Regions from separate parts of the Mus musculus genome. Here region 2 is linked to region 1. The links are chromatin loops, found by intact Hi-C in ENCODE. Cell type or tissue: left cerebral cortex. All regions are shown on one strand. Links, peaks and the distances in the headings refer to the core of each region. The heading gives the core; the rest is flanking DNA.

Region 1 (10,396 bases), core at 2,575-7,574:
GGAGAGAAACTGAATCCTTTTTCCTACATGGTTCATCTTGCTTCAGTCCTGAGTTGTGAGCAAGGTCATTGGACTTTTTTTTTCCATTGCTTGGTCAAAAGTGCCCTCCCCCAAACTTGGCTTCAGTACAGTAGAGGAGGGGGTGTAGTCTGCATTGATTGAATTTAAATAATGGAATTGCCATTAATATCTTCCATAAAAGATGATTGATTCTGACTTGGATTTATGGGAAGTTGGGGCTTATGAAAGTAAACAGAGTGGCAGTCGTTCAATACAAGGCTGGTTTATGCACTAGTTCCCCCTCAGGGCTGGTTAAAAGGATGGGCTCCCAGCCTAGCCTCCCCTATGCCAGCAGCTGGGTCAGGAGGGTCCCTGCAGACTTTGGAAGGCTGCCTAGGCTAATCCAGGAGACTGGCTGAGCTCTCCCCCTCCCTCCTTCCTTACATCAGATCTGAGAGAGAAACTCTCTGACTTTGTTCCCAGGGTGAAGAGCTTCCATCCCTGTTCATGGAAGCCTATTGACCCCTGTATGGCAGAGGATCCCTAGTGGCACAGAATGTTTTCCCTGCTCCTTTCACATGGTCCCTCGCTGCACAGATGCCCCAAGCCCTGTGACAGGAGGCTGCATGGGTAATAGCATCTCCTGAGCTGTGTTTTCTAGAACCTGAGGGTTCAGGAGGTGCACTGGTTTCCTACAGGTATTAGAAACCAGGCATTCCCCTAGCCTGCCCTCTGCAGCTCAGTGGCCGCAGCCAGGTCAGCACCAGCCACAGACACATGTACCTTTTCAAAGCACAACCCCATCAGGACCCACTTTTTTACTCCCTCATTCTCTTGCTCTCTCTCACTCTGTCTCTCTGTCTCTCTCTGTCTCCCTCTCCCTCTCCCTCTCCCTCTCCCTCTCCCTCTCCCTCTCCCTCTCCCTCTCCCTCTCCCTCTCCCTCTCCCTCTCCCTCTCCCTCTCCCTCTCCCTCTCCCTCTCCCTCTCCCTCTCCCTCTCCCTCTCCCTCTCCCTCTCCCTCTCCCTCTCCCTCTCCCTCTCCCTCTCCCTCTCCCTCTCTCTCTCTCTCTCTCTCTCTCTCTCTCTCTCTCTCTCTCTCTCTCGTGCTTCTACTCTGAGATGACCTTTTGGTCATCCCCACTCCCCGTAATAAAACTCTTGCATGAGATCTGTTGTGTGGTGTGATCATAATGGCATACCTTGGCCCCAGCTCACCAAATCACACTGTCACAGTACCCTAACAATAGGGACTTTGGTGCTGCATGGTGACCCAGAACAAGTTTCTCTAGCCATTTGTCTCCTACTTGGAAAAAAGCCCCCCAAGAAAGAAGTACAGGGGTCCCGAAGAGCCTTGGTGAGTGACTGGGCTGGGGATTTCAGTGCACTAAGTTTTCAAACCCCAGAGTCTCAGAGTGGTAGCTTGTACAGGTGTGAGGCTTCTCCAGTGCAAGCCATCAGTCCCTAATCCTCTTAGGCTCAGGTGGCCTCTTTTATCCCTGCAGGTCTGGATTTCTTATCACTCTCTTCCAGCCTTCAAGTACTATTGATCTCCTGTCCCACACCTATAAACTGGCAACTCCCAAACCCGTCCCTAAGTGCCTGCCCCGCATGTCCACCCCCCCCCCCACACACACACACCAAAGTGCCCTTTCGGTGCCGTAGACTTGCCTGGACTCACCTCTGTCCCAAAGCCCCCTCCTAGGAAGGGCAGCATCACCTCCTCAGACCTGGATCACCGAGGCATAGTCCAGCTTCCCCTCCCTGCATCTCTGTGCCACTCGCAGTCTCTTGGCTATCCAACTCCTACCTGTGCCTTATAGCTCCTTCCTCTCCACTCCCTGCTGCTCTTGACTTTCTCCACAGGCCCTTGCCAATTCTAGCCCAAGTAACCACTGAGATCCCCAGCCTCTACCTGCTCATCCCACTCACTGGCCCCGCCATGCGATTAGATTCCCTTATTGCCTGTAAGACAAGGCAAATACACTTGTTTCTCGTGTGCTGAGAACACACCAGAGGATCGGGTTCTCCTCAACACCATGTCTGTCATTTACTGTTTTCTCTGCTCAGAACTTTGCTTCTGCCACCCTCATTGGATAGGCCGTTCCCTCCCTTTGCTCCACTGGCCACACTTCTAGGTATAGAAGAGAAAAGAAACTTTTCATAGCCTCCTCCATTACATACAACTAGGGCCACCAGCCTTGCCCACCCCACCCCACCCCACGCCAAAGCAGCTGCAGCCACCCAGTACCAGCTGTTGGCGTCCTAATGGTCTCAGCGGACTGGGCCTGATATCTGAGTTAAAGGATTCCCCTCAGTTCCTGGCAGCACAAGATAGTCCTGGGTTTAAGAAATGAGCTGTAGCAATGGGATTTCTGGAATGGGAACAGGGAGCTAAGAGGAACAGAGAGGTCTGCTGAAGCTCTCTGTGGAAATGCTTATACAAGACTCTAAGAGATAGCCCAGAGTTTTGGGAATAGTGCATTTGCAACTCAAAGGCTGACTGGCAGGGCAACTGATGTCCCAAAGGAAGAGGTGTGTTGAGCAGGAGGAGCAAACCCTTCTGCCAAACTCTCTATGGTCTTTCCATGACTTTGTACTGTACTACGTCCTTTAATGAGAACTGGTGTGAATGAGTTCTCTGTGGTGAAGCCCAAAGAACTCTGTATCACCTTCACTGGTGTGCTGTGTTTTGTTTTGTTGTTTTGTTTTGTTTTGTTTTGTTTTGTTTGTTTATGGCAGGGTTTCACTGAGTAGTTCTGTCTGGCCTAGAACTCACTGTGTAGAGCAGGCTACCCTTAAACTCAGAGATCCACCTGTCTCTGCTCTCTGAATGTTGGGAATAACCTTTTGAGTGTCTTGTGTTAACTCGGTCAAGTTGGGCCATTCTCACAGATGACTCAAAAGGAGTTGAAAAATATTAGCTGACATGTTCAAGTTCACAAAGTGGGAGCTAAAGCCAAGTGCACAGCAGTCTTTGATTTGAAATGAGTGTTCCTTTTTCGGCACTGAGAAGTTTCCGGGCTGCAGCCCTCTTCCTCTCCTCAAAGGCACCGGTCTTTTTGTCAACATGCCTATCCTGTTGGGTCATCACAGCTACTGGCAAGATGCAGGCACTTCTACACCTGATGGGACTTTTGCAGTCTGTAGAAATAGCCTTAGATTCTGAGCACACAAACTGGCATGCAAGCCCCGCCTCTTTCGGGTTATTGTGTAACCTTGAAGAGCAAGTTCCTTCCACCTCTCTTTCCTCCACCGTGGTGGAAAGAGTCCAAGGCATAATGGGCCATTCGACAAGCCGCTCTCCAAGGTTCCTTTCTGCTTCCGCATCTCATAGCTCAGTCATCTTGTCCTGCCTCCCCCGCCCCCCATAATGGCAGGAAGTGCTGCACAAGTGTGGAGCTGAGTTTGTCCCAGCCTGGTCCCACTAGCAGCACTACCTCTTTACTGCCAGCAAAGCTCCCAGGAGGCCCCAGGCCAGGGGTTTTGCTCTCTCTGCCTCCTGGTGTAGCATGGCTTGGCAGACCACAATTTTCATATACCCCGATGGCAGCTTCATCTAATGAGAATGAGGGGCTTACACATATTTTCATTTTTAAAAAATCGGCTATTAATTTGTCAGAATTATTCATATTTTACTGATGATATTTTCCATGTATCTAATCAAGGAGCTCATGAATAGAAATGAAACTATTTAAATACAGAGATGGTGTACATTGTAAGATCTTGTTTTCTCAAGCTGTTCATAATGCAGTGAATACATTTATTTCTTCTAAAAACAGGTTTTGCAACCATCAAAAAACATTTTTGAAATCCTTGCTTAAATACGACTCTATTCAAATATGCTAAATTAGCGTGAGCGGTGGATACAAGCGGGTGTGTGTGTGTGTGCACATGTATGTGTCTGTGTGGCACTAGAAGCAAGTGCTTTGTCTTCCGGCCTTCTTGCTAAGGACTGGAGATTGTTTTCTGTTGAGAAAACTGAGAAAGAAGTACACACACACAGAGTTTTGGATCAAATCTTAAGGACAGATAGATGGCAAAGTGGAGGTACAAATTAAAATTGGACTGAATAATATTCAAGATAATTTTTTGTACAATGTAGACTTTTCAACTGCTCAGAATTCCAGCAGCACTTACCTACATTGAAGGAGAGTTAGAATCATTAAACAAAGCCAGATATTAAATATACTACTGCTATCTCTCGAAACATTAGCAAGTAATGTAAAACACATGGCGTCTACTCAATGGAAAATCTGAGAATACAAATTATAATAGTTGTCTTAAAAGACCTCTGGGAAGCTTGAGCTAAATTGCTTAATTCCATTAATAACAAACTATTACTCTAGCTATTAAAGTAACATAAGGTAATAGAGATCATGTCGAGAGATTATGCCGAGCCTCTTTCTTCACCTAGCACAAATTTATTCAGGGGCATTGATAGATTTTAATTGACTATGGCAACTGAATAGCAACAAAGGAAATTGAACGTCTTTTTGAAAAGCTCCACATTTTGTAGAAGCAAATAGCAACACCAAAATGAGGGTTTGGGGGAGCTGGGCTACGCGGGAAAGGGTGTTAGGAACATCTGTTCCAGCTGTTCCTCCGAGAGAACGCCTTCTTGTGACCCTAAGGAGAAGCTGTGTGGCAGCAGGCCCATCCCAGCCAAGCATCCCTTTCAAATCTAAGCACACCAACTCAAGCTGCTGAGAAGCACATGACTTCTCATGAATACCCTTTGGGCACTTTTCCAAGAGACAGGACTGAAGAGATCTTGCAGGGAGTGGGGGGGGGGGGGAACTACTGCGCTCTCTCTCTAGAGAACAGGGCTTATTCTTCCTTAAGGCTTGACAGTGGTGTGGATGACCCCTCACTGTAGCCTAGTGATAGAGTGACCCTGGTGGTATCCTGGTCATGCGGTAATACAGTGAGTAGCACCTAGTGGTCACTCAGGAGCTGGAGAAGGGCTTATCACTCTAGATGCCCTCGGCTCCATCTACATACTAGTATCTGAAGACATGTCACCACTTTGATTTTGACAGCGGGGAGTCTTTTGTGTCTGTCTCCTGTTGGCCCATCTAGGAAAGACAGAGTGTCTGTTTCATCCCCTGGGGTTCTGGCCTCTTTCCCCACAGTCCCTAACCTCAGATGCTCGTGACTTGTCACAGTCCACTAGGCTACTGGGCCACTGTTGGAAACTCATTTTTAAAGGAAACTGGAAGTTGTCCTTTAAGGGTGGTCACAGGAGATCATAGGAATCCCCAGCCACGCTTTGCTTTGCTCTTACTGAGCAGAGTCCTGGCCACTGCTGTCACTCACTGGTCCAGCAGTGACAGTGCTGCTGCTGAAGTCTGGCTTTGCCTTCTGCCGTCTACTGCATTTTCCCACTTTGCTTTAGTGAGCATCCTGAATGGCGTCTCATGTAAAGCTGTCCAGCGCTCTCCATCCTCTGCCCTAGGTAGCAGCCTCTTCTCCTGTGTCTGTGGACTTTTCTTTCTCCTGTTCTCCATTGGTTTCAGCTTCCCCCAGGGCATCAGAGAAAGGCGCTGGAAATCTAGCTCACGCTGCACACCCCCTCTGCTGGCCTCACACCCTCAGCCAGGTGGTAGCCCTTTTTTCTACTGTATGGTAACCAGAGCTCTGGGGTATGCAGCTCAGAAGCAGGCTGTGACTCGCGGACACCTACTTCATTGGCGCTGAGAGAATCTAATCCCACCATGCCTGCCTCACTCGCATGTGTTTGAAAACCTCCTTGGCAGGCAGGACCTCCTAATTTTTTCCACTTCTTGTGATTAGCGTTGCAGACTAATCCTAGCACCAGACTCAACACCAGCTGTTCTTCCCCCAAAGCTTGTTCTTACTTATAAACCAAATCCTGGAGCCGCTGCCTGTTTCCTGTGCCTGACTGCAGCCAGTCACCTATGGTGTGGACTCGGGTGAGTGCTCTGTCCACCTGGATGCCTTCACGGTGCCTGCTAGGCCTTGGGGCATAGGAGGGGCACACTCATTGCCAAGAGGGTGTCAATATATGCTAAGCTGTATAGCTGTATAGCTAAGTAAGAACAATCTTAACATTGGGATTTTTGCTCCCCTGCATACCACAGACAATTTTTGCAAGACAAGATGTATTTGAAATAACATGTGTAACATTTAGATGCATTTTTCTAAAATAACAATGATATGCACAGACATGATCCCGTCCTACCTCTGAATTTAAGACCCAGAACATCACTGGATTGCTGAAATTACCAGTTTCCCTCCTCTGTTCTTTGCAAGTCCTCTTGAATTTGGAAATAGGTACAAAGAAAGTCCCCAGCCCTCTACCCGTGCACCACCCCCTTCCCAAAATATGGCAACAAATCCACCTCCCAACGTCCATTAAGATTTGGGCTTTGGAGTGCCTTGAAAACTGAAGGAGGGACTTTGCTATAATAGGGAGTCCAGAACAAGGCTAGAGAGCTCTCAGTGCTGTGTCTTTCTTTCCCTAGTATCTTTCCTTCTTGCCTAGTTTCCCTGGCACTTCTGGGTAGAGATGGCTATTTGAACACAGGCAAGTGGGCTGATGTTCCTGCACCCACTCCATGCACTGTTATATTCTTAGAAGTGTGTCTCTAATACCCACCAAGCCTGACAAACCAATCAGAGAGCGAGGCAGATGGGACTTAGGCCCTCCCAACACTCCAGCTTCAAGGAAAATTGTTGACTGTCAGAAATACCATACCCCTGTTGGAAACACATGAAGTCAGCCCTATAAACTGGGAACAGGGAGTCACATTTATATTTATTCTGTAACCATACCAGAATCACAAGTGTCTCATATGGTAGAGGGGGAAAAATAACCTGTAGGCCCTTTCTAACAACTTAGTGCCTAGTCATAGTCGCTCCTCCCCCGTGCTGTTTCTCCTGGTAGGAAACCCTGGATCCCGTCAGGCCTGGAATCTTGGCTGAGTTGATTTCTTTCTTGGCAGCTGTGATCACTTGGACACAGGATGAAGGAGAGTCACTCCTTTTTCTGTCTGGCAGTCTGATCATGTTTTGCCTCTCCAGCACACTGTCCTTTGGTCTACTGTTCCTCCTTCCCATACTTGGTGCAAAAGCTCCCCTGCAGGGCCAGATCAGGGATCCAGGGTTTCTTAGGACAGAGTAGTTGCCTGTCCCTTGGGCCGTGCACATGGGCTTGAGTAGACCTGAAAGCACTTGGGTGTACAGACTTATAGGAGGTACCTCCCCAGACAGGGTTAGCCTGTGGACCCAGTTTACAGAATATGGAGGGAACTTACTCTGCAAGGAATTACAGTTACTGCACACACGTAGAAGAGGGGCTGGCGCAGAGTCTGGGGTGTCTGGGAAGGTCACTGTAACCCAGAGTGTCTGCCACTGGGTCCTACAGATTTAAACCTTGAAGCCCCATGAGAAAGGGGAAAAAATATAAGCTATCCCAAAAGAGTGGCTAGGCCAAGGCTGACATGTGTCCAGATGTGAGGCCCACCTGAGCTGGTATGCAGAGTGGTAAAAGGTGAGAGCTTAGACTACTGTAAAGATTCTCAATTATAGAACTCTGGCTGAATAGTACTGGGGACAAATTGGACCCTAAAGCGGGGGGGGGGGGGGGGGAATGGGACGACAACTCAAGATTGCAGACTAGTATCTGAAGATTTCTCCCCAAATTTAAAGTATACAAAACCTTTTGATATACTTGTGCATAGTGAGATGGTTGTAGTCAAGTAAATGTACGTATGACCGATCTTATGAATTCTCAGTCTCAACTATGAAGTGGAATGGGCTTGTTGTTGTTCTGGATGTAAAAATCGTCATTGAGAATTCCAGTACAGAGTAAGGAAGGGCCCCATAGGTCATCCATTTGAATGCTTCGTCATCGGGGAGTGGCACTATTAGAAAGGATCACTATTAGCAGGAGTTGCCTTGTTCAAGTAGATGTGGCATTGTTGGAGGAAGTGTGTCACTGGGCTTTGAAGTTTCTCTCTCTCTGTGTGTGTGTGTGTGTGTGTGTGTGTGTGAGAGAGAGAGAGAGAGAGAGAGAGAGAGAGAGAGAGAGAGAGATCTGTTTGTCTGTCTCTGTCTACCTCTATCTTTATCTAAGGCCTGTAGAGCAGAGAGAAGCCCAAATGGCTATGAAGTTGGGGAGAAAACTGAAAAGAGACCTTGACCCTCTATAGCCAACACCTCGATTTCTACATGCTTTAGGCAAATCTAGAAAAACAAATCAGGAACATTCTGGAACATTTCCCTCCACAGCCCAGAACCTTCAGCGGTTATTGAGCTGTTCTATACCTTGCTGCTAAATGCTACCAAAAGCTCTGGCTGTGGTTCACAACAGGGACATTGGCTTGTGACTACTGTATTAGGCACAATTACCCTGGAAGACACAAGGCAGGACCTTAGTGAGGATGAAGACTATAGACATAAAATCTTTCTGATTGTCGTTTTCTACTGTTTAAAGTGACACAGCACACAGAGCCCTCAGAGAAATTCCCTGAAAAATCATACTGAATGGACCAAGTATGCACAGGTCCCTGCCATCCAGCCGTCGCATCAGGCTTAGAGGAGGTCATGCCAGGTTTTCTCAAAAACTCTTCTCTCCTGCTGCATGAAGTTTCCTCTACTGTGGCTGCCCAAGGAAAGCAGTTTGCAAGGATTTAATATCTGTGTATTTTGTGGTGTGTGTGCTGAATGAAGTTGTACTTGACTACCAACTTACCATTTGGTTGCTGCCTGCTTGGCATTTGCTCAAACACGGGGTGGCAGGATCTCTTGCAGCTAGCTAGGCTGTGATATTGATGTTGCTCCCTCCCACTGTTCCCTTTCTTGGGGTGACTGGGGGGATTTATAGGGCCCATGACCACCACTCATGAAGAATTTGCAAACTGGAGTCATTTTAGCAAGGATCCCACTCACGGGCCTGTCTCTTCTGGTGTAAAGTGGGACTTCCAGTCTTGGTGGTGATTTTCTTCCTCCACGGTTGTCAGACAGTTGTAGCTGGAAGGTCTGGTGATATGCCCTGGGCTCTGGGGTAATCAAAATTATCCAGTCTGAGAAATCCAACTCCTTTTCTGGGCTCAGAAAATGGTTCAGTGGGTAAAGATCTTACTCTGCAAGCATGAGGGGCTGTCGTGATCTAATCCCCAGAACCCACATAAAGCTGAGAACAGTAGCATGTGTCTACAGTCCCAGAACTCCTACAAGGAGACAGGAGGCAGAGATGTGAGAACCTTTAGAAGCACGCAGTTCAGCTGCCCTGCTTCTATGCAGCAACAAAACAAGAGTCTGTGTCAAGCAAGGTAGACGCCAAGGAAGGGCACCTGAGGTGTCTTCTGAACACACATGTTCTGTGTAATATATGTGTCTATACTCTTACATGGGTTTACACACAGAGAATCACACACACACATACACACACACACACACACACACCTTCTTAGAATTGAACATGGTCTCACTATGTAGGCCATGCAGGTTTCAGTCTTATGGAAATCCCCTGCTTCATGTTCAGCCTCCCAGACGCTGGGGTTACAAATGTACCCTATCCATATCCAGCGAGATAGATCTTCAGGCAGCAGGGACTTGGAGCAGAACATGTATGTCCCTAAGGTCATTAAAGCCAAAGGTGGCTCTGGGCCATTTCCTAGGAGGTAAGGGTACAAGTGCAGTGGAGCAACCTTGCTGTGGTTGTGACACATCTTTCCCCATGTGCTGCTTCTAGATGACTTATCAAGGTTCGGAGAACACATGAGTAGGGCACCTTGGCTTTCGTTAGGGAAGTAGCCTACTGGATTGTTGAGTGTGTTTATTCTGGGCTCAGCACTGTAAGAGTCTTGCTCTATGTGATGCTCTTGTACCTGCAAATTCTTGTTGCTGCCCCCTTCAACAGTCAGCAGAGTGTGAGCTTTCCACCAAAGAGTTAACAGCGGTTGAGAATCTCTCTTTGTAGCATTTCACAGCATGGCCAGGGAAGCAGAAAAGAAGGAGATGGTACTTAGACAGTGCACCCGCAAGGAAGGACACAGTGGGATACATTCGTGGTAGACAAGAATGCCCAGAGGCAGGTGCCTGGGATGTCTTTAGGGAAGAGGGAGAAGCGAGGTAAGCAGCAGACGTCTGAAGTCTAGGAAGAATGTGAAGAACTCTTAACTGGTCAGAAGAAAGGGTGGAGAGGACGAAGCTACGGGTTAAGCATTGCGAGGCACGGAGAACATTTTGCTACTGTGGTTTCTGCTTATCTCAGTGCACGCGATGCATTGTGCTTTGTGCATTTACACTTCCACCTGGTTGCATTTTATTAAGTCCTAGCTTTGTGTTTCTGACAGCTGCAATCAGCATCAGGAAAACCATGTCCTCACTGCTTAGAGATCACTAATTATCACCCATCATCTTCCCCCT
Region 2 (10,396 bases), core at 2,750-7,749, 83 kb before region 1:
GTGTCCTCAGGCAAGGTTTGCAGCCCTGGGTTCTAGCTGAGGACGGTGATGAGCTCATATCTTGATTGTTGCTCCTGATGGGCTCTCCCTCCAATGCATAAGAGACTGTGGTGGGCTCTCCTTCCAATCCATGAGAGACCAGGGCATTCCAGAACCCTGACCCTGATCTGGTTCTCACCTAAGAATTTAAAATTGCAATTCAATATAGCAGAAACTACCAAAAAAAAAAAAAAAAAAAAAAAAGCTGACTTAGGAATCCTAGGGGTGGTGGCATTCACTGAACTGCGAAGTCCAAATTCTAGGGCTTGACATTGTTCTTGTTCTTGGTTTGACTCCCAGAATGTCTGGTCTCCAGATACTTTCTTTTTTCTTTTACTATCTAGAAGAGACACCTGGGCCACTTGAGTCTCCCTGGTCCTAAGAAAAGGGAAAAGCAGTTTACCACCTGGTGCTTGTTTCTGTGCTAGATGTGACCCATGGGATCAAGAACAGGGTAAGAAGGAATAGGGACAGAAAATTATCATCTAGAGACTGAGCATGGGATAGGAGGGAGGATTCTATCCTCTGACTTCCTGGTAACAATGAACCGTTTTCCAGCTCCACAATATGATTAAAGGATGAGGTAAGGATTTGAGCACACTCCTCCAGAGAAGACTGGTCAGTGTGTGCTAGGCATACAGAATATACTCAACATTGCAGTGAGGAGGGACATTCATGTCAGAAACAGTGAGATGTCACTGGGTGCACATTAGGATAACTGTTATCAAACAAACAAAACCAGAACAGGTGTAAGGAAGGATGTAGAGAAGCTGCCAGCCTCGCGCACTGCTGGTGCAGAAGCATAATGGGGCAGGCACTGTGCAAAACACAGTGGCTCCTCTCAAAAGCTAAACAGAGAATTACCACGTGATATAACATTTCCACTTCTGAGCATGTGCCACAAAGAAGTGAAAGCTGAACCTGGACAGTGGTCCTCTACACCAGTGTGCCTCATAGCAGCAGAAGTAGTCATGATGTCCAAAGGTAGCAATAGACTTGTCCAGCAGTAGATGCTGTACCAGCATAGAGAGGAATAGCATCTAGGATGTACCTGCATAGAGACGAATAGCATCCAGGATGCAGTACCTGCATAAGGAGTAGTATCCAGGCCATAGCACCTGCAAAATAAGGAATAACATCCAGGATGCAGTACCATCAAAGAGAGGAATAGGAATCCTTGAGAAGGAAGAGAATCCTCTCACATGCGTGAAATGTAGGGGCATTGTGGTAGGTGGAATGCATCAGTCACCAAAGGACAAATGCTGTGTGTGGGTACTTGTGTGAGGTACGTAAATTAGCCGTATTCACAGGAAGAAAGACAGAACGATGGCAGTCAGGAAGCTACTGTTTGATGGATTTACACTTTCCATTTGGAAAAATGAATGTTCTGCTGGTAGTGACCCTTACCCAGCAAAGAGAATATACAGAAGGTCACAGAACTGTACACTGAGAAAACTAGAAGGCTAGGTTATTTTTATTGTGATGAAACAGATTTCTAAATATTTCCAAATGAGTCTATTTTAATTTTTAAATTTTATTTTATGTGTATTTGTCTGTATGTCTGTGTACCACCTCCATGCAGTGCTAAAGGAGGCCAGAAGAGGGTCTTTGTCCCTCTGAGACTGGAGTGTACATACAGTTATGAACTTGGCTGGAAATCAATCCCAGGTCCTCTTGAAGAGCAGCCAGTGCTTTTAACCACTGAACTATCTCCCCAGCCCACTCCCAAATTAATTCTTTAATTGCATTATTTTCAGAATTCATAAGGTCAAGAATTCGGCAACTTTTATATGTATAGCCCACCCCAATTCCAACTGGACATGTATTCGTTTGATTTATTTTGTAACAGTTGAGGCAATATAATGAAATTCATAGATCTGGATGTTCATTATACCAGTTTCAATAATTACAAATGCCTACATGATCATCATTCAACACAATGAAAGATTCTCACCACTCCACAAGTTCTCTTGTGACTTTTCCAATCAATCTTTCTTCCTGGCCCAAACACTTTCTTACTTGACTTATTGGACTTCCTACAAAGTCAGAGCTGAAGGCATGTTGTTGCTGTTTCTCTCTAGCAACCAGAGGGCTAGACACTTGTGTTGCTGCTGAGCAGACATCACCCCGGCAGGAAGCTAAAGCACACTCAGGAGGCTACTTGGTGACCACACTGGCGATAAGGACTTGGTGGGTAGCCTCACATGTTCATGTCCCTGAGCTGTAATAGCTTGATATACCCATTTATCCCTAGATAATTCTGACAGTTACCCACAGAACTAGTCAGACAGACACCATGTCCTCCAGGCAGAGGGGTTGGGTAGCCAGTCCCCAGCTCAGCATCTTGTTCCATGGCTTGAATCCTCAGGACTGGTTGATAACATTCCTTAGCTATGTCGATGCCTTTAGTCTGGGAATAAAGCACAGAGCCCAGATCTGCAAGCCAAGGCCTGGACACGGAGACCCATGGCAGAGAAAAACACCCACTTTTTTAAGAGATTTGCTGTCCTGGAGAAGCTGGAGGCTCAGAATGGTCATTGTTGAACAAGGGCCTTTGGCTAGCTCACTAAAGCAACTCAGTCCCACCTCCCCTGCACTCCCCTTGATCCGCTACCCTGTTTGCCTGTTCGAATCCTGCTCACCCTTCTAGACTGGTAGGGACTCTGGTACAGGTGGCTGCTTCCCCTGCTGGAAGCTGGCTGGACTGCCTTATGCCCCTCTGATAAAATGGTGGCCTCATCTTTTGTGTATATTCCTTTGTTGTTTTTCTCGAAAGATCTAGGCCAATGCTCATGGATTGCAGTTTAGACACATGAGGCATAGAAAAGGCCATCACTCTAAGATGGGCTAGGTAGAGCCAGAACTAGTCCCAACAAGCTAGCACACACAAGAGCCAGGAACAGCCAGGCATCGTCTCCTGAGTTCCTCTGCTGTGCTTCCAGCTGCCCTGGATAGAAAAAGAGCAAACCCAGTAGAACTTCCTCTCTGACCACGTTAGCTGTTGTTTCGTAAACCGTGCGACTTGATAAGGGATCCCTTCAGCAGGGTGTGAAATGACTCTGTATCTGAATCAGACCCAGGAAAGATAATCATTGGTCCATTTTCCCACCGGCTGGCTAAGAGACTTTCAGTAAGCGAACCTCAGATTGGGAATCCAGCCTGTGTTTGACTGTCCATGATCCCGTCCAGGCTCTCATTTGAGTCCTGTCTCCCTAGCACCCACCAGTACACCGTTCTGCCTGATCATGGACCATAAAGTCTGGCTTATCATGGGAAGAACTTGTTCTTTTTCAGGAATTTGGGTACGGAGGTGAGGTTTTAAAAACTAGCATGGATTTTTTTTTTTCTCTAGGAGCCCTAGGAAAAACAGAAAGCGCTTCTTTGAAAATTGAGAATGAAGCTTCTAACGAGACTTTATCATATGTTTGGCTGAAAGAGTAGTGTTTAATTATGATGGAAACTTGGTTAATTAAAAGAAATCAGAAACATAATTACCTGTATACTATGATGAAACTGAAGTATATACATACAAAAAAAAAAGAGCACCTGAAAATACAATATAATGCCAATACCAATTCTCTCCCTAATTTAAAAAAACTTCCAGTTATTCCAGGACTACACAGAGAAACCCTGTCTTGAAAGAGAGAGAGGGAGAGAGAGAGAGAGAGAGAGAGAGAGAGAGAGAGAAGATAGTCCTCATTTTTTTTTTTTTTTTTTTTTTTACTGGAAGGAAAATTTACCCAACCCAGGCATGAAATGTTGCTGTAAGAGTAAGGATAATATTGCCACTTCTTTGTCCCTAGAAAGAACAATAAATGGCTGTGCCCATATTAACACTAACAGAAACAGGGAAATACCAGCTCATAGGATAGGAGAAAATTTTAAACAGCCAGTTTTTTTTTAAGGGGGGAACCAATCAGCTTCATATAATCTACTACAAAAAAATATGTTCATCACAGCTATCATAGACTCCTCTTAAAAATTAATTCTCCAGATTTTTTTCCATTTTAGGGCTCTTAATAAGATTCGGGTTTGTAGACTGTCTTAACAGTAGCTAAGAAAGCTTCAAAGCTGAGGCACCTTGCCCTCACAACCATGGCACTGTTGTCAAATAACTGGACCCCGAGGTGGTCACAGCAACCTGTAAATACTATCCAGCAAAAAGGTTGCAGTTAACCAAGTGTTGGATTGCAGAGGCTGCAATTTAATAATCATAATGAAAATAGCAATACAGTAAAAGGGGGTGGGGAAGTAAAAAGAGGGAGGAAGAAACCCCTTCTTTGTGTGTGTGTGTATGTGTGTGTGTGTGTGTGTGTGTGTGTATGTGTGTGTGTGTGCACGTGTACCTGTGTTTGTGTGTATGCATGTATGTAAAAGATGGTGGAAGGGAAGAATTGTCTCAATGTTTTCCTTCCTGTGGCTTCTTGTAAAAAAAGATGGCTCTCTGTGTGTGAGTGTGTGTGTAAAAGATAGTGAAAGAGGGAAGAATTGTCTCAATGTTTTCTTTCCTGTGGCAGATCATAAAAAGGATTACCCCGCTCTGTGAGTGTGTTTGCCTGCCTGTCTGCCTGCCTGCCTGTCTGTCTGTCCATGTGCAGGAGCGTGGGACTGGCCAACAGAGCTGGGGTAGGTATAGGCAAAACCCTCCCTATGTAATAAGGAGGCTGCATCCTCTTTCTTGGGAGCATCCTTGGTGCCTTTGACAAACTGCTTCTCTGCAGCAGTAGCTCCATGATAGTCTCCTTGGCAGTCTGCCAGAGGCTGTGAGCGTCCCGAGAATTGTGTTTTAATAGAAGGCTTTACCTCTGATACAGATTTAAAATGAGGAAGAAACTTTCTGTTCCTCCACCGGAGCAAAATGCATTTTGCTTCTTGTGAAATGCAGGTGATTACAAGCTCATCTTACATAATTTTATTATTTTCAATTGCTGCCTGTCAATCTCAGGTGATGGGTTCCTGGGAGCAGAAAGGAGGCAGATTCTGGGTGATGATTAGAAGGAGAAAAAAAGTCACCCAGTCATTATCAAATTGCACAGAAGTTTAGAAAAGAGAATAATTATCTTTGTGACGACGCTGATCAGCAGAACTTGCTAAGTTAGACACGGCAGACATGAACTGAGGATCAGTTAATAGCTTCTAGAAAAATGTATTTGCACTTCAACAAAAGGTTGGTATTTGAAAATTAAAAAAAAAAAAATGCATGTTCAACCCAAATGACGGAATTCTCTTGAATGACCAGATTTTTTCAGAAATCTGTGGCACTGTGGAGGTGGTCCACTGTCACGCCCACAAGAGGGCATTTTCTCATCAACTACTGTAAAAGAGATTTGTTTTCAAAGAGAAGCAGAGAGGTCTGGGGTGCGGCAAGTGTTATTCAGAGGGAGAGAAGGGGGCTGGAGAGCTGTTTACAAGGGAGTCATGGGTCGGTCTCCCCTTACCCGTGGTGTCTTGCTGTGTGCAAGCCAGTGCTATCAGCCAGACATGCTCTCTGTATATATATTCACTCCTTTTCAAATGTCTCAGTCCTCCTGAAACTGGGATCTGAAGGAATCATTTACAAGAGTGAGTTATCTCTAGCCCAAGATCCCAGGGGCTCCTCTGTAGCTGAACCCATCAGTGAGTTTACCACTGAGTTTGACTCTACTATTTTGAGATTCTGGTCAAAGACTCTATCAGTCCTGTGAGCCTTTACCATCTCCAGCTCCAGTTCCTTCTCTATTTACTTAACACATATTTATCAAGTATCTACCCCATGTCAATATTAAGCCCAAATAAATTTATTGGCATGGAACATATGCTTTCCATAAGGAGACATGACATAAGAAAGGAAGAAAGGAAGGAAGGAAGGAAGGAAGGAAGGAAGGAAGGGAGGGAGGAAGGAAGGAAGGAAGGAAGGAAGGAAGGAAGGAAGGAAGGAAGAAACCAGAGTGCAATTTAAATAATTGTAAATGTTACAAGAAAATATAATTGGCAAAAGAAAGATAACCAGGTGTATTGTATTGAGGAGTAGGGTGCTTCTTTGACGAATAACTAATATCCCAGTTCTGTTTAATTGGCACTAACATTTCCTTGCAAAGGTAATAAATTATTTTAACTCTTCCTTCCCATTCAAAAAAAGTTAACCTTAATATTGATTCTTTTATGGAACTGGAAACATGGAAAACAATAGATGCATCGTGTGACTGTCAGGTATCAGCTTGATAAACAATGCTAAAAATTTCCCCTCTGTACCTCATTATTTCAAATCACAGTCTGTATTTATCACTAAAGCCCAGAAGTTAGAACAGTTAAGTAATTTTAGTGTTTTGTTTTGTTTTTTTTTAATTTACTGTGTTGCCTGGAATTTTATCATCCCTTGTTTTGTTCGTTACTTCACCCTGGACAGTCAGGCTATGATCAGCAGCCAGTATCCAGGCCCACAGCTTCTGCTAATGATACCATCTCTGCCATGAGGACCGAGCCACACTCAGCAATGGCATTTCTGTGGGCACCAGTTCTGCCAGCCTGTCGAGTTCACAGCCACAACATAGGAGGCTTCAGGGGAGGTGTAGGATCTTGATAGGAGTTCAGTCCAAGAGCCACGCTGTCGTAAGAGACACATGAGAGAGTTTCTGAAGCGACAGTCGAAGCTTCACTTTGTTGTTGCTTTGGATATTTATTCTCTGTTTGGGTGAGCACGGGCGTGCCTTGGTACATGTGTGGGACCCAGGGGACAGCTTTCAGGAGTCAGGTCTCTCCTTTTACCTACCATCTGGGTACCAAATTCAGGTCGTCAGGCTTGGCAGCAAATACCTTAGAGCTGTGGGACCATCCGTCTAATCCCAAAGCTTCATTTGGAACTTCCTGGACTGAACAAATCAAGGAGTGCTTCAAGGAAGAGGTGACCCTTGAACTTGGCCTTAGGGCATTTGGGAGAGATGAGGAAGAGGGGTGTGGGACTAAATAAATATTCACCATTTAAAATTAGCATGGAACATATTTTGACACTTAAAGTGATACCTATTTAGAATTTCAGATCTGAAGTAATAATGTTTATTAAACTTATTGTCTGGAGATAACTATTATTAATATATTTCATTATATTTTCCTCCAACCTACTGGTTTACATTTTCAACAGGGTCATATTTACATATGAATTTTTGCATTTTACTTTTTAAATTCAGTATAAGTTAAATATCATTCCATCATTAAAAATAATCCCTCAAATATCATGCTATTCTAGCATGCCTCATGCAGCTACTCGGCTGAGTACACCTTCCCTGAAGCCTCCTATGTTGTGGCTGTGAACTCGACAGGCTGGCAGAACTGGTGCCCACGGAAATGCCATTGCTGAGTGTGGCTCGGTCCTCATGGCAGAGATGGTATCATTAGCAGAAGCTGTGGGCCTGGTAGCCCACATTATCATTAGCATAGATAAATGGTTTTCCTCTCCTGTGGCATTGCGGTGGATATTATATGTTGTTTTGGTTCAAAATTTTTTGTAACGGGCAGATCATCCAAGGCTGAGTTCCGAGGGCAATATTTGGCTTATCACATTAAGCACCAAGATCCCTGTTGTACACGTTACTATGAAAATAATAGGGCCAGGCTATGGGGTGGTTGAGTGTTAAATGATATCATGTTTGGATGGAATTCTAGAAATAGAATCACCCAGATTTGATCTTTTAAAAATTATGTAACTTTCCAATTATAAAAGTAGTGTTCTTTATGGAAAAATTTGACAGAAAAAAAAAAAACCAAATATACTCTTACCACTCAGAGATTAAAGACAATAAACATTTTACAATCTACTATGTTTCACCCTCGGCAGAATTAGGGTGAACTATGCATCATTTTATATCCGGCTTGTTTCCTTCTACCTCTTGTATTGATTTTGCCTTGTCATTCATTACTCATTCAGAAAAAAATATCTTAGAAGGCTATATTTCCTTACATTTCATTATGCTAATGTGTTATTTTTATTTAATTTCCTATTGTTGGATAGTCAGATCATATGGTTATTTAATACTATACAAATTTACTATGAAACATACTGCAATAAGATGGCATTGAACAAATATCTGTGGACACCGGAATATTTCTTTAGGATTAATCCCTGGAAATTGCAGTCACCACAACAGAGATAGATAGCATATATTAAGATCTATCTGTATTGCCATATTGCCCCTGGAGAACTGGGCTCTTTCACCCCCTATCCCTACCCCCTTAAGCAGTGTGAACACTCATTTTGCCCCACTCCTGCCTTTTGTAATTTTTAAGTTGGCGTCCGTTAGGTGGGTGAGTAATGGTATCTCACGGTCTCACTTTGTACTTCCTTAATTACCAGTGAGCTGCAGCGTTTGTCTCGGCATTTATTGACATTCCTGTCCTTTGCTTTTCTTCTATTTATATTTATCCTTTTTTCCCCCTATTGATTTATAAGAACTCTTTATGCATAAGAGGATATTAACCTTTTGGTGTAACGCTAGAATATTTCTCGGGTTTGTCATTTGTCTTTTCAATTCGTTTATGGCTTCTCGGGTGCATTGAAGGCCTTATTTGCTAGGTCCTATTCATCAGCTTTGTGTGCCGGGTTCTCTTGGTTTTTATGCTTACAGGATCCTTCCCGTTCCTGGCTTTAGATATCTGCTCATTTGCATTTTCTTCTACTTGTTGGAGGATTCATTTTGCACATTCAACTTTTTGTCCTGGCTTCTCGTTTTGTTCTCAGACATAAGAGAAATTTAACTTTTTCTTAATAGCTAATTCTTCCAGCTCTGATTAGGAAAGGAATTTTTTTGTTGGCCCCACTGATTTAAATCACTGGCTCTCTTACGCTAAATTCTTGTAGGCGAGCATGTATTTTTAGCCCATTTATTCCTTCCAGTCTGACCAAGTACTAAACCACATTGTTTTAATTATAGAATTTTTATTTGTATATTAAAGTCTAGTAGTGCAACTATCTCTGTCAGTATTATTTTCCAGAATAATTGTTGGCCACTGTATCTGACACAACTAGAAGACCAGTTGAACTTTAGAGTCATTTTTTTTTCAAACTAAAAAATAGCTTGTTAAGTTAGTGTTACATGATGTCTGCCTGAATTAGACGGTAGCTATGAATTGATTTATAAGGAATTGACATCCTACTGACAATATTCAGTCTTCTCCTTTAGGAATGCGCTCTTCCATTTGCTCTGTTTATTTGAATCTGCTTTCATATGCTCGGTAAACATGTGAGTTTCCTCATGTGAGCTCTGCACTGCTCTTTAAAACCCTCATCCGTAGATGTTGCATAGAGTGAGAGATCTGTCTGCCTCACCTCATCTTTTTCTCTAATAATTCCTTACTGACAAATAGGGAAGCTCTTAGTATATTTCTTTTGTGACTGAAGTTTCTTTTGGCAAGGCTAGGCTTTCTTTTTCTTTTCTTTTCTTTTCTTTTCTTTTCTCTTCTTTTCTTTTCTTTTCTCTTTTTTCTTTGTGGTTTTTCAAGACAGGATATTTCTGTGTAGCCCTGGCTGTCCCAGAACTCACTCAGTAGACCATGCTGGCCTCAAACCCAGAGATCTGCCTGCCTCTGCCTCCCAAGTGCTGGGATTAAAGTTGTGTGCCACCACCGCCTGTTAGATGACTAGACATTTTCAAGACTCTGAAAAGATGCTGATAATTTCGTTATCCATATTATCTAGCAATCCATAGTATCTAGGAAAGCTGGTATTAACAGTTTTTAAGGATCTATATTTCCTTGAAGGTTAATGGCCTCTTGTTTTGTCTTGTACACATTTCAGTGTAGTTTCTTTCTGACTCTAGACACAAGCCCTAGAAATGGATTTCCTGGGACATGAATCATAGGTGCTTTTAGGCCTCTCTTATAGTAGATAGCCATGGTGACTCTGATGGGCTGAAAGGGGAACATCTTCAGTAAGTGCTTGGGGTTCTCAACTCTGCTTTGTGAGAGTGGAAAGAACTGACTATAAAGAACCATCTGAGTAGAGAGAACCTACTGATGGCTTCGCTGACTTTCATTTTACCCAGATGTATGCTCACAGCCAGACAAACTTGAATGTGAGAAAAACCAGGCAGACATCCCTTGTTCCTAGAGTTGATCCCTGGTAGATACTCAAAATCGCCAATCACAGCATAAAGGGAGCCAACCCCCTTGAAGGGAGCAACAGAGAAGGGATGGCTAGGAATGTGACTGTACTATCAAAAGCGCTTCGTTCCCAGCCTCTTTCCCAGGCTCACTTGGTACTGTCACCTTCTCCACATTAAGATCTCCTCTCTCAAGAGGAGAAAGCGAGTTTCTCCTACCCTGCTTCTCCCTGGCATATGGCTTTAGGTGGGGGTGGGATCTCCCCACATCCCACACAGACGGCTCT

The links. A loop is a pair of places that touch in the nucleus more often than their neighbours do. Peaks named below come from ENCODE experiments on the same cell type or tissue, not always from the same donor. Only the 100,000 strongest peaks of a DNase experiment are listed, where the experiment ranks them.
Region 2: a loop joins it to region 1, with 2.0 times the contacts of the local background. A loop is called at or near these places in 2 of 42 quality-filtered maps.

Annotation. Positions count from the first base shown.
Region 1 is chr12:5,270,050-5,280,445 of GRCm38, reverse strand. All of the region lies in intron 2 of Klhl29 (kelch-like 29), which reads left to right. Among named protein-coding and RNA genes, the nearest start is that of Gm51980, 7.2 kb to the left of the region's middle. In left cerebral cortex, for the core only: CTCF peaks have their summits at 4,945 and 5,555; DNase peaks (open chromatin) are centred at 4,681, 5,725, 6,636, 6,888 and 1 more place; H3K27ac peaks cover 2,626 bases.
Region 2 is chr12:5,353,622-5,364,017 of GRCm38, reverse strand. All of the region lies in intron 1 of Klhl29 (kelch-like 29), which reads left to right. Among named protein-coding and RNA genes, the nearest start is that of Klhl29, 17 kb to the left of the region's middle. In left cerebral cortex, for the core only: a CTCF peak has its summit at 5,314 (motif pointing right); a DNase peak (open chromatin) is centred at 4,776; H3K27ac peaks cover 494 bases.